Regions from separate parts of the Homo sapiens genome. Here region 1 is linked to region 2. The links are chromatin contacts, found by Hi-C or POLR2A ChIA-PET in ENCODE. All regions are on one chromosome and are shown on one strand. Each heading gives the region's core, a stretch centred on a gene start or an enhancer-like site at or near the end of the contact. The rest is flanking DNA. Distances are from core to core; before and after follow the strand shown. Region 1 holds the start of ZNF805 (zinc finger protein 805). Region 2 holds the start of TSEN34 (tRNA splicing endonuclease subunit 34).

Evidence for each region. A loop is a pair of places that touch in the nucleus more often than their neighbours do. ChIA-PET counts read pairs that join two places held with the same protein, here RNA polymerase II (POLR2A). Pooled maps may share reads with other maps.
Region 1: a loop to region 2 is called in a pooled map, with 8 times the contacts of the local background. The contact joins the promoter of ZNF805 here to the promoter of TSEN34 in region 2. A Hi-C loop is called at or near these places in 3 of 50 pooled maps. POLR2A ChIA-PET finds 5 or more read pairs at or near these places in 2 of 52 experiments (HepG2 and activated T-cell).

The regions. Positions count from the first base shown.
Region 1 is chr19:57,237,978-57,244,143 of GRCh38, forward strand. ZNF805 (zinc finger protein 805) reads left to right here and starts at 2,655. Exons shown (of 4, transcript NM_001023563.4): 1 at 2,655-2,944; 2 at 5,946-6,072. The coding sequence starts at 2,915. RefSeq lists enhancers at 2,253-2,472, 2,493-2,762 and a silencer at 2,883-2,952.
Region 2 is chr19:54,190,041-54,196,871 of GRCh38, forward strand. TSEN34 (tRNA splicing endonuclease subunit 34) reads left to right here and starts at 1,268. Exons shown (of 4, transcript NM_001077446.4): 1 at 1,268-1,567; 2 at 1,681-1,924; 3 at 2,076-2,333; 4 at 3,135-4,492. The coding sequence starts at 1,325. The coding sequence ends at 3,322. RefSeq lists enhancers at 1-235, 2,204-2,720 and a silencer at 1,158-1,359.

The DNA.
Region 1 (6,166 bases), core at 1,405-3,904, 3.0 Mb after region 2:
AACCCGCCACCATGCCCAGCTAATTTTTGTATTTTTAGTAGAGACGGGGTTTCACCATGTTGGCCAGGCTGGTCTCAAACACCTGGCCTCAGCTGATCCACCCGCCTTTACCTCCCAAAGTGTTGGGATTACAGCCGTGAGCCACTGCACTCGGCCTGTATAATTCTTAAAAGATTGTTATGACCCTAACATGACTTTGTTGCTTTCTTGTTTGCAACCAGTTAGTTCAGGGTTGTCAAAAGGCCAAAATTACAACAAATTTAGTTTTAGATCTAATTGACTTTTGTTTGTGATTCATGAATTGAGGCAATCTCTGTTCTACACAATAGAAATTAGAGTTCCCACTGGGCAATGGCAGAACAGTGGGTTTTGTAAGGTGGGAACAATAAAATAGAACAATAGAAAAAAAAGCTGATTGGTTAACAGATTACTTTTTCTAAGGGTTAAAGCAGAGGGGACTTCCTAATTTCACTAATTCAGGTAGACTGAAATCTGCTTTTAGGAAAAACTGGGATCTGTCTGCTTCCTTAAAACTTCAGTTTGATTAGATGACATTTAGTATGAGAGACGCCATTTTGATTTGGTCAGTGAGGCCTGCTGTAGGAGCTCCAAAACAATGGCCTCCTGTAATTTTTGTTTAACAATGTTCACCTCTTTCCATTCCTTTCTCCATCTATGCTCATTTTTTTTCATGGTCTTGTCCAGTATCATAACTTGAAATAACAGTGTTTGCCAAAAACTTCCAGATTTTTATGTCCAGGCACAACTTCTCTCCCAATATTCAGTCAGAGATTGAACTGCTGTGACACAGACACTCTGTGGTCATACAGACATTTCAAACTGATCATGCTTAAAGTTGGAGTCATGAGCTCACCCAGTCCAAGACTCCCCACGTTAAGGAATGTCAAATCTACTCTACCAGGGCTCTCAGCCAATACCTAAAGCAAAAGTTGCTGGACCATGTGAAGACCAAGCTTGGCCAAAGAAGGCCCAAGAGAGACAATGCATTTGCAACATGTCCCAGCTGGACAGGGTCTTGCTCTATTGCCCAGACTGGAGTGCAGTGGTGCAATTACAGGTCATTGCAGCCTCGACCTCCTGGGCTCAAGAGATCCTCCCATCTCAGCCTCCTGAGTAACTGGAATTACAGGGGTGTGCCACAATGCTCAGCTAATTAAAAATTTTTTTTGAGTAGGCTGGATGCTGTGGCTCATGCCTGTAATCCCAGCACTTTGGGAGGCCAAGGTGAGTGGATCACTTGAGCACAGGAGTTCAAGACCAGCCTGGGCAGCATGGTGAAACTGACTACAAAAACTACAAAACAAAACAAAAAAACCCTCAATTTGCTGGGCGTGGTGGTGCGTGCCTGCAGTCCCAGCTACTTGGGTGGCTGAGGTGGGAGGATCACTTGAACCCTGGAGTTTGAGGCTGCAGTGAGCTGTGATCGCGCCACTGCACTATGGCCTGAGCAACAGAGCGAGACCCTGTCTCAAAAAATATATATATAAATATATATATAAATATATATGTGCATATATATACGTATATATACATATGTATATATACGTATATATGTATATATGTATATATAAATATATGTATATATAAGTAGAGAGAGAGAGAGAGAGAGAGACGGAGTCTCACTCTGTCGCCCAGGCTGGAGTGCAGTGGCGCGATCTCGGCTCACTGCAAGTTCCGCCTCCCGGGTTCACATCATTCTCCTGCCTCAGCCTCCCGAGTAGCTGGGACTACAGGCGCCAGCCACCACGCCCGGCTAATTTTTTGCATTTTTAGTAAAGACGGGGTTTCATCGTGTTAGCCAGGATGGTCTCGATCTCCTGATCTCGTGATCTACCCGCCTCGGCCTCCCAAAGTGCTGGGATTACAGGCGTGAGCCACCGCGCTCTATTTTTTTTCTTTTCTTTTTCTTTTTTTTTTTTTTTTGGTACCAATGAGGTCTCGCTCTGTCGCCCAGACTGTTCTCAAACTCCTGTCCTCAAGCGATCCTCCTGCCACAGACTTCTGGGACCACAGGTGTGCGCCAGCACACTCAGCTTATTTTAAAAAAATTTTTTTTTTTTTTGGTAGTCTCCCTATGTTGCTCAAGCTGGTCTTGAGCTCCTGGGCTCAAGCGATCCGCCCCCCTTGGCCTCCCAATGCGCTGGGATCCCAGGCCTGAGGCATCGCGCCGCCCGACGTCCCCCTTTGGTTACTCTGACTGCCCGCTGATCTGTATAAGAGGATCCGGAGGGGAAATAATGCAAGGTGGAAGTCAGAGTCCGGAGCCTGGTCCAGGGTCTCTGCACTGGCCCTGACCCTGGCAAATGTCCCTGACTCCTGGGGCTCGATTTCCTCCGGCCAAGAATGGACGGTCTCGCGCTTGGTCCCTGGCCTCCGAGTTGTGCCCCCAGGACAGAGGCAGGTCTGAGCCGGGCTGTAGGCCCGCTGCGACTTTTACACCGAGGCCTGCCGGCTCAGGATCTGTCCCCTTTGCAGGTGGTTTGTAGAGAAAAACTACATTAACTACAAGGCATTGCCAGGTGCGACGGCGGGCCCTGGGGCCAATGATGGTCCAGGACAGGGGCGTTTCCTGTGGGTTGCGAAGCTTGGGGCGGGACTTCCGGCATTTGGATGGGACGTAATTTGGGAGCGACGGTTCCGTCCACGCCGGCTCTAGGGAGGGGGCGGTGTTCCGTGGCCGCCTCCCTGGCGGCGCTGGGGAAATGAGCAGGTAGGAGGCCGACAGCGACCTCCGCGTCTCGGAGCGAACCGTGAGCCTCCCCGTAACGAGAGAGTTTGACTGTCAGCCAAGGTCACCGGGCCCGGCGCAGGGAAGGGGTGGGGCTCGGCTGAGCCCGCGAGACCCGCCCTGCTCGCCGCAGCCCCCGCCCCGCTAGGGCCACAGGGTCCCGGTATGGCGATGGCTTTGACGGACCCGGCGCAGGTGAGTGGACAAGGTTTCGGCCTTGCTGCTTTTCTGCTAGTTCGGGGAAGCCTCCTGGGCAGGCCGGAAGCCAAGACAGCCACAGGATTCCTCTTTGTAGTTTTGTTTGTTTACGAAACGTGGAGCAGGCTCGTCACTTAGTTTATCTCCTGTCGTGGTAGTACCTGAGAGACTGAATATTGAAGCGGACAGTAGGCAGACTATACATCGATTATAGGGCTGTGACGTACAATTTTTTTGTAGCAACCTGCCCAGGAAACCAGCCTCCTGTTCTGCAATAAACTACTCTGGAAGCCAGTCTGCCTTAAGTTAGTCTTGCAAGGAGCTAGATTACTCTCTGGTGACATTTCAGGAGGCTAAACGGTAACTCCTGGAACAGTAGGCCCCAAATAGGACTTGATTTGTAACTGACTGTTCTAATTTTTGCCTCCGCCTCCAAAAGAGGACCAAGCAGAGAAAGCCATACGTGCTCAGCCTAACCAATCACATACGATGCCCCACTTCTAGTTAGCCCTTCTGCAGCTTTCCACTGCTAAAGTGTCAGGCCTCTGAAAGCTGCTTAATAATTGCTTGAAGGATGGATGAAGTTCCACTCCAGGGACTCCCGTCACACACATCATCCGAACTCAGCCTTGGCCTGCAAGTCCCTACCCGGTCCACTATGGCTGACCACCTCTGTCCTTGTTTCCTTCCTTTCCTCCCTGGCTCAGCGCTTCAGACACAGGTCCACTATGGCTGACCACCTCTGTCCTTGTTTCCTTCCTTTCCTCCCTGGCTCAGCCCTTCAGACATATCAATCTGATCACGCAGAGTTCTTTCCTACCCCTCAGCCTTCACCTTTACAGTTCATTCAGCCTCAGACACTATCCTCAGATCTCTGCAAGACCCTTTCACATCTTGTTGGCTCTGCTCAAATGTCACTTCTTTAAAGCGGCCTTTCATGGCAGTTCAGACTAAAGTAGTCCCCTTCTCACCTGCCCTTGGTCTAGCGTTTTTGTATAGAGAATCTGGCAAAGTTTTAGACACCTACTGAGTTGAGGTCTTAAAGGATTTTGTGGGGACAAAGAGCATAAATAATAACACAAGAACTGTAACGGTTGGCCTTCATTGAGTCCTTGATGTGAACTGAGAAATGGGCATTATTTATCATCTCATTTAATCCTGATCTCCTTAAAGTGACATTCTATTATAAACACTGCTGTACACAAGAGGAGGTCAAGACTCCGACCTGTTTAGTTACCTGCTGAAAGTCACATAGCACTTAAGTAACAAACTCATATTTAGCGTGTGGACCACCAGAGCCTTTGTTTTTACAGACAGTTGGCTGAGAAGCCCTGAGGTGAACTTTGCAGTCTTTCCAGCAAGTCACAGTGGCCATTGGAAGCGAAAGGCAGACATTCCACTAGAGAGGACTGTGTAGACAAAGGCAAAGTGTGTTGGTTGTTTAAGGAGGTCCAAGAGGACTTATGAGGTTACCATGGTTCCCCCCATCCCCACCTGCTGAGACATGGCCTGGAAGGGCAAAATCCTGTGGTCTTTTGTTGGATGTTCGTCCTGCCTTCAGCCTATAGGGCATTTTGGCCAGTCATAAGCCTGGGTTCTCATGACCACAGCCTGCATTATCTTCAGCCACTTGAGTTTTCTGGTCCTGAAGCACACTGGCCTTAGGGATACCTGCTGGCAGGACTCAGGGAAGGAAAAGGCTAATGGTTCATTATGCAATCTCCCTGGGGTCCAGGGGAGAGGATGAGCTGGTCCAGGCACTGCCCCTCGTCAGGCATTTGGTACTTGTGAATTTGGTGATGAGGGTTTTGCCCACATCTTGGGGATATTTTCAGGAGCTGCTAAAATAGATTAAATAGCAAAAATATGTAGAAATGCTTCACAACTGTATTATAGTAGATTCACGTGGGTGGTGGAGGATTATTGGGGTCACAGTATTAAACCCTGAAGCAGAGGGACCTGGGTTAAAATCCTGTCTCTTATATATAAATCATGCTTATAACATGTAAAACTCTGGCTGAACTTGGTGCTCACACCTGTAGCCCCAGTGCTGTGGGAGGCTGAGGTGAGAGGATCACTTGAGGCTAGGAGTTCGAGACCAGCCTGGGCAACATAGCAAGATCCCAGCTCTACCAAAAAGAAATAGTTGGGCGCAGTGGTGCGTTCCTGTAGTCCCAGCTACTTGGGCGGCTAAGGCAGAAGGATTGCTTGAGCCCAGGAGTTCAAGGTTACAGTGAACTCTGAGCATGCCATTACACTCCAGTCTGGGTAATAGAGTGAGACCCTGTCTCTGAAACAAACAAACAGAAAACACAAAAGACTAGGAGAATCTGTGGAGCTCCCTTAGCCTCAGGTCAGTGACTGTGACATGGAGGTGATTGGCGGTGGTGTTTAGTAATACTTCAGGGGCTGTGGGAGGATTAATAAAATCCCAAAGTCCAGTAAGCTCTGAATAACTCATGTCTGTTATTGGGAAAATGGGAATTCTGTATTCATCTGAAAATTGAGGCAGAGATAAATGAGGTCCCTGAGGTCACAAAACTGGCAAGTGTCAGTTTCAGGAGTTTGGATTCAAACTTGAGAAGTCTGACTTCAGAGTTTGGGACTTGTAGTTGCTTTAAAACAGAACATGAAGCTTCAGCATGAGCTGGACCAGTGAGGCTCAGGCACTGTGGTTGTCAACATTATTGCTATTATTATTGTCACTATTTCCTCATTTCTTTGAGGTCCTCGAACTCTAATTGTCTACATCTCGCCATCCACGAGTTATTGCCATTGTCTTCTGTTATTCTTTGATGGCTCCTATATAGGAGGCTTTTCTCTTTTACATTACAGTAATCTGTCCAAAGCAATGTCTGCCTTCCTCCTTCAGCCTGGTACAAAGTTAGGCCCTCAGGAGGCCCTCAGTGACTTGGGCCTTGATCTTGTTGCACCTTTTCCAGCAAAGCACATGCAATAGTCCCACAGCAAACTCTACTACCTCTATTTGACATTTCAGGTGTCTGTGACCTTTGATGATGTGGCTGTGACTTTCACCCAGGAGGAGTGGGGCCAGCTGGACCTAGCTCAGCGGACCCTGTACCAGGAGGTGATGCTGGAAAACTGTGGGCTCCTGGTATCTCTGGGTAAGGCCTTCCCCCTCCACCATGCAGGGGATCTGCCACCTCCTTCGTTCCACCCTCTGACTCCAGGCCTGATGGGTCAAGAAGTCCTCTCTTA
Region 2 (6,831 bases), core at 18-2,517:
CGGGGCGAAAGCGACTTGCCCTCAAAGGGGCGGAACCCCGAGGGCCGGCGTGCGCCTACGGGACCGGGCCAGGATGACGATCCTCAAGTTCCCAAGTAGAGGAGAGGAAGCGGCAGAGGGAGGTGCGCTCAGTGGGGCGGAGCCAAGGTGGCCCCCGCGGGAGGAGGGCGGGGCTTCGGTCCTGCGAGGGGCGGGACCTGACTTCCCGCGGCGCTGATGGGGCGGGATGACGAAGTTGACGAGGGTGTCGGCATGAGGGGGTGGAGCAAGGAGCGCGTGGCGCGGTGCGCAGTGGGTGGCTCCACCTCGACTGCGAATTACTGTTTATGAGGTGACTCGCTGGTTCTATCGGTGGACAGTGGGACATTCTGAAGGGAGGCAAGGAGGCGGACTGAGCGCTCCCAATTGGGGTGAGCCCGCCCGAGCGGAGAGTGGACGGCGGGTGTCCAGGGGGCGGGGCTTTCGGCTGTGGGGTTCGGTCGTAGGGCGGGAACTCCCCAACTGGGGTGCGCTGGCGCTCGGAGGGGGCGGGGCCACAGGCCGCGAGGCTGCCGGGAGCCGATGACGCCCGAACGCCGAACCTATTGCGTCCGGGAGGAGGCGGGGCTACGGATTCGGCCGAGCCGAGAACACCCGAACGTCAAATTGCTGGCGTTCGAGAAGGGGGCGGGGCTGCGGATTCGGTGGAGCCGAGGACGCCCGAACGCCGAACTTCCTGTGCTCGGGAGGGGGCAGGGTTTTGTACTGTGGGAGTCTGAGAGCGAGGAGGTCCGAAAGCCGAATCACAGTCGTTCGGAAAGAGGAGGAGCGAAGGCTCGAGCGTCCGGAAGAGGGTGTGGCCTCGGCGGTGCCTTAGCCTCCAGAGCTTCTGACCGCTGACGGGAACACCCGAAGGGGGACGCCCACTTTGCAAGAGGGTGGTGCCAAAATGGACCTTTGTAAGGGGGCGTGTCGCCGCGCTTGCGGAGGTTTGTTTTTCACGCTCCAAGGCGCAATGGTAGGTACGGCAGTGCGGGCACAGAGCGGGTGCCGACCGCAGGGTCACAAGGGTAGAGCGGGACCCTGGGGGCTTGGCGAGGGGAGAGGGTCGGGGGCTTGTCTCCGGCGTCTCGTCTCCGGCGGCCGCGAGGCCTGGTGGGATCGCCCGGGGGCGGGGCCTGGCGCTCGGGCCCAGCAGGTGGTGAACGGCGGCTGAGCGAGGCCCCGCCCCCTGAGGCCTAGGGGCGGGGCTTCGCCGAGACCCCGGAGGCTTTGGGTGCGCTGCAGCGGTCCGCGGCGCGCAGCTGTTTCGGTAACTGCTTTGCCTCCCGGCTCCCGCAGGAGGATGCTGGTGGTGGAGGTGGCGAACGGCCGCTCCCTGGTGTGGGGAGCCGAGGCGGTGCAGGCCCTCCGGGAGCGCCTGGGTGTGGGGGGCCGCACGGTAGGCGCCCTGCCCCGCGGGCCCCGCCAGAACTCGCGCCTGGGCCTCCCGCTGCTGCTGATGCCCGAAGAGGCGCGGCTCTTGGCCGAGATCGGCGCCGTGACTCTGGTCAGCGCCCCGCGTCCAGACTCTCGGCACCACAGCCTGGTAAGGGGGCGGGGCTCGAACTCGGGTTCGGTGGGAGCGGGACCTGGGAGTCAAGTTTCCTGGCTTCTGAAGGGACCATAAGCTTGGAGGTTCCAGCGAAGTGTGCTTCTCAGGCCCTGACATCCTTCAAGCGCCAGCAAGAGGAGAGCTTCCAGGAGCAGAGCGCCTTGGCAGCTGAGGCCCGGGAGACCCGTCGTCAGGAGCTCCTGGAGAAGATTACGGAGGGCCAGGCTGCTAAGAAGCAGAAACTAGAACAGGCTTCAGGGGCCAGCTCAAGCCAGGAGGCCGGCTCGAGCCAGGCTGCCAAAGAGGATGAGACCAGTGATGGCCAGGCTTCGGGAGAGCAGGAGGAAGCTGGTGAGCATGGGAGGTGGAGTCCAGGGACCACGGGAAGGAGAGGAGAGATCTTTTAGGAATTTTAGCTGGGAATCCAGTGCCTGGGTCTCCCTGAGGGTGAGAAGACTTTACCCCTTGAATTTACCAAACTCTTCTCTGTACTCCCCACCAGGCCCCTCGTCTTCCCAAGCAGGACCCTCAAATGGGGTAGCCCCCTTGCCCAGATCTGCTCTCCTTGTCCAGCTGGCCACTGCCAGGCCTCGACCGGTCAAGGCCAGGCCCCTGGACTGGCGTGTCCAGTCTAAAGACTGGCCCCACGCCGGCCGCCCTGCCCACGAGCTGCGCTACAGTATCTACAGAGACCTGTGGGAGCGAGGCTTCTTCCTCAGTGCGGCTGGCAAGTTCGGAGGTGACTTCCTGGTCTATCCTGGTGAGTATGGGTTGGGGCCTCTGGTTGCTGTGCCTTTCCATACGATCCCAATGTATTCTGCGTTTTTCTTTTTTTTTTTTTTTGTCTTAATAGAGGTGGGGTCTCTTGTTGCTTAGGCTGGTCCCTATTCCTGGGCTCAAGCAATCCTTCCACCTCGGCCCCCCAAAGTGCTGGAATTATAGGCCCAGCTGCATTTTTCTTTTTTGTCTCACTTTCTCTTAGCCTCTGAAATTCATAGACAGACAGGAAACATTTGGGAGCTCCCGAACTCATTGGGCAAGCAGTTTAACGACTTTTATTAAATGATTACTGTGATCCAGAAGATTCACTTAGAAGTAGTTAGACATCAGGCTGGGCGCAATGGCTCACGCCTGTAATCCCAACACTTTGGGAGGCCAAGACAGGTGGATCACCTGAGGTCAGGAGTTTGATACCAGTCTGGCCAACATGGTGAAACCCCATCTCTACTAAAAATACTAAAACTAACTGGGCGTGGTGGTGGGTGCCTGTATTTCCAGCTACTCGGGAGGCTGAAGCAGGAGAATCATGTGAACCCAGGGGGCAGAGGTTGTAGTGAGCCAAGATCGTGCCATTGCACTCCAGCCTGGGGGACAAGAGCGAGACTTTGTCTCAAAAAAAAAAAAAAAGCCTAGAAGTGGAATAGTTGTGTCCAAGAGCATCTGTTTTAGAGTATCTATAGTGATGGCTGAAATGATCTCAGATCTCCTCCCAGTGGTCGTTCCCGTGGCGTCCAGCCGTCTGCCATTGGTCACTGCTTCAGTGCCTCTCTCCTTCCCCCAGGTGACCCCCTCCGCTTCCACGCCCATTATATCGCTCAGTGCTGGGCCCCTGAGGACACCATCCCACTCCAAGACCTGGTTGCTGCTGGGCGCCTTGGAACCAGCGTCAGAAAGACCCTGCTCCTCTGTTCTCCGCAGCCTGATGGTAAGGTGGTCTACACCTCCCTGCAATGGGCCAGCCTGCAGTGAACTCCAGAGACCTAGGGGATGTGGCTGTGTCGGCAGCAAGAGCCTTTCTGGATGTTCCCCAGCTCTTCTCTGGGAGTCTAGAACATCCTCCTACCTTTCTCCGCGGTTAGTTTTTGATTCCAGGTTTTCGAACACTACATCTTTTTTATGTTCTTCCTTGTTTCAAAGCACTTATTGGCTGTGTTTTTGTAGTTACCTATTTTCACACTGTGAGCTTCCCGAGAATGGGGCCTGGGTTTGATTCATCTGTTTTCTACAGGGTTTAAGTCTCAGGAGGTCTCAATAAACTTGGTATATAAATGTTCATGATTTGAATGTTTGCGACAGTCCTGGAACCCGTGGATGGTCTCATCTGCATGTACAGGTGAGAAAAAGGCCTGGAGGAGGGGGACTGACTTGCCCAAAGTCACACACTTAGTAAATAGCAGGCCTGGCCTTTCAAAATTGGTTTTTCTGACTCCTAAATCTGCACTCTTTCTACCTCACTAAACTTCCTTTTGAAAAGATTTCTATGAAATTTCCCAGATGCATACAAACGTTATAAATAAAAATATAGGCTGGGCACGATGACCCACACCTGTAATCCCACAGAACTTTTGGAGGCCAAGGCAGGGGGATCGCTTGAGCCCAGGAGTTTGAGACCAGCTCTGGCAACATTGTAATACCCAGTCTCTACAAAAAATAATTTAAAAAAAAATTAGCCAGGGATCCCTTGAGCCTGGGAAGTTGAGGCTGCTGTGAGCTGTGATTGCACCACTGCCCTCCAGCCTGGGAGACAGAGCAAGAACCTGTCTCAAAAAATATATATATGTGTGTGTGTATATATGTAAATATACACACATGTATGTATATATATGTGTGTGTATATATATATATATTATGAAAGGAAATGAGTATTGTAATTTTAGGAGTTCAGAGCCTGGGGAGAAAGGAAGGACTCTGGAAGGCGTTCTGCTTTTTCATGGCCTGGGTAGTGGTGAATTTTTTTGATACTGTATATTTATATTTTAGACTCTTTTTTGGATGTGTTATATTCTGCAATTTTTATAAAAGCTAAAACACATGTATTTGTAAAAAATTTGCACTTATGAAATCATTTACCCATGTTTTTGCTTAAGAAAGTACTAGAACACTACCACTATTCCAATAATTACACCTTTATCTTATCAATGTGCAGTTTTATTTTGTCACGTTTATTTTGTCAGTGTAATACATTCACATGGTGAGTCTGGGCGTGGTGGCTTATGCTTGTAATCCCAGCACTTTGGGAGACCAAGGCGGGCGGATCATGAGGTCAGGAGTTCCAGAGCATCCTGGCCAACATGGCCCGCCTCTATGAAAAATACAAAAATTAGCCGGGCGTGGTGGCGGGCGCCTGTAATCCTAGCTACTCCGGAGGCTGAGGCAGGAGAATCACTTGAATCTGGGAGGTGGAGGTTGCAGTGAGCCAAGGTCACGCCACTGCACTCCAGTCTGGGCGACAGAGCTAGACACTGTCTCAAAAAAACAAAAACAAACAAAAACTTCCACATGGTAAAATTCTGGGGCTGAAAGTCTCCACCTCTAGTTCTTCCATTTCTTCCCCCCATGTTTCATTCTTTCTCTTTTTTGTGTGAATTGAGCAGCCTCTGGAACCAGAATAGGTTTAGAGAGACTCCCATCTCCCCTCTTTCTTGCCATTCCCAGTAAACAGACTTCATAGAATCTCAATTTCCTGTAAGTTTAGATTAATTTAAAATATGACACTGGGCCAGGTGTGGTGGCTCACACCTGTAATCCCAGCACTTTGGGAGGCTGAGGTGGGCAGATGAGTTTGAGATCAGCCTGGCCAATATGGTGAAACCCCATCTCTACTAAAAATACAAAAAAAAAAATTAGCCGGGCGTGGTGGCATGCGCCTGTACTCCTAGCTACTCAGGAGCCTAAGGCAGGAGAATCACTTGAATCCGGGAGGCAGAGGTTGCAGTGAGCCAAGATCGCACTACTACACTCCAGCCTGGGCAACAAGAGCTAAACTCCATCTCAAAAAAATGAAAAGAAAAAAAATGACGCTAACCCCTGTCTGGCCAATACTCTCTTTGTGCCTGCTTCATAATTGGCTTTGTAAGTCTATTCTCCACCCTTTCTCCTCTCTACAACAAAGTACTTAGAAGTCTCATTCCCTCTGTCATGAGTCTCTCCTCTGAAAAGTTCCTCATTTAAAACTCCTGTGGCCAGATGTGGTGGCTCAGACCTGTAATCCTAGCACTTTGGGAGGCCAAGGTGGGAAGATCAGTTGAGCCGCTGAGCTCAGGAGTTTGAGACCAGCCTTGGCTGAACATAGTGAGACCTCATCTCATCTCTATTTAAAACAAACAAACAAAAAAAAACTTTTGTGACTGGTGTCCCCCCATGTTGTCAGTCAACAAATTCTATAGGTGCCATGTTCAAAGCACTGTGGATCCACAGTTAGGCCCCACCCTCCACCTTCACTGCCAGTATCTTAGAAAAACCAAACCATGGCTCATTTGATATTGATAGCTTCCTAACTCATCCCCTGCCTTCCATTCTTGCCCCTCTGTTGTCTGTTTTCAACAGAGCAGCCAGAATCATCGTTTTTTTTTTGTTTTTTTGTTTTTTTTTTTTTTTGAGGCGGAGTCTCGCTGTCGCCCAGGCTGGAGTGCAGTGGCGCGATCTCTGCTCACTGCAAGCTCCGCCTCCCAGGTTCACGCCATTCTCCTGCCTCAGCCTCCCTAGTAGCCGGGACTACAGGCGCCCGCCACCTCACCTGGCTAATTTTTTGTATTTTTAGTAGAGACGGGGTTTCACCATGTTAGCCAGGATGGTCTCGATCTCCTGACCTTGTGATCCACCCGCCTCGGCCTCCCAAAGTGCTGGGGTTACAGGCGTGAGCCACCGCGCCCGGCCAGAATCATCATATTAAAAGATAAGTCAGACCATGTCACAGCTCTGTCTAAAACTTTCCTGGAGTTTTCCATCTCAGAGTAAAACTCAAAGGTCCTACTTTGCAGCTTCCTCATGAACTGGCCATGTGCATTCTCTTCCTTGCTTATTATTATTATTATTATTTATTTTTTTTATTTTTGAGACAGAGTCTTGCTCTGTTGCCCAGGCTGGAGTGCAGTGGCACAATCTCGGCCCACTGCAGCCTCTGCCTCCTGGGTTCAAGTGGGTTCAAGCGATTCTCCCACCTCAGCCTCCCAAGTACCTGGGATTACAGGCGCCTGCCACCACGTCAGGCTAATTTTTTGTATTTTAGTAGAGACAGGGTTTCACCATAATTGCCCAGGCTCGAACTCCTGAGCTCAGGCAATCCGCCCACCTCAGCCTCCCAAAGTGCTAGGATTATAGACATGAGCCACCGTGCCCGGCCAGCTTTGTTCCTCTTTACTGCTGGATATTCCATTGTATGGACATAACCCCATTTTATTTATCCATTCATCAGGTGATTGGCATTTGTTTCTAGTTAAGGACAAGGTTTTGGTTTTGGTTTTTCTTTTATTTACCCT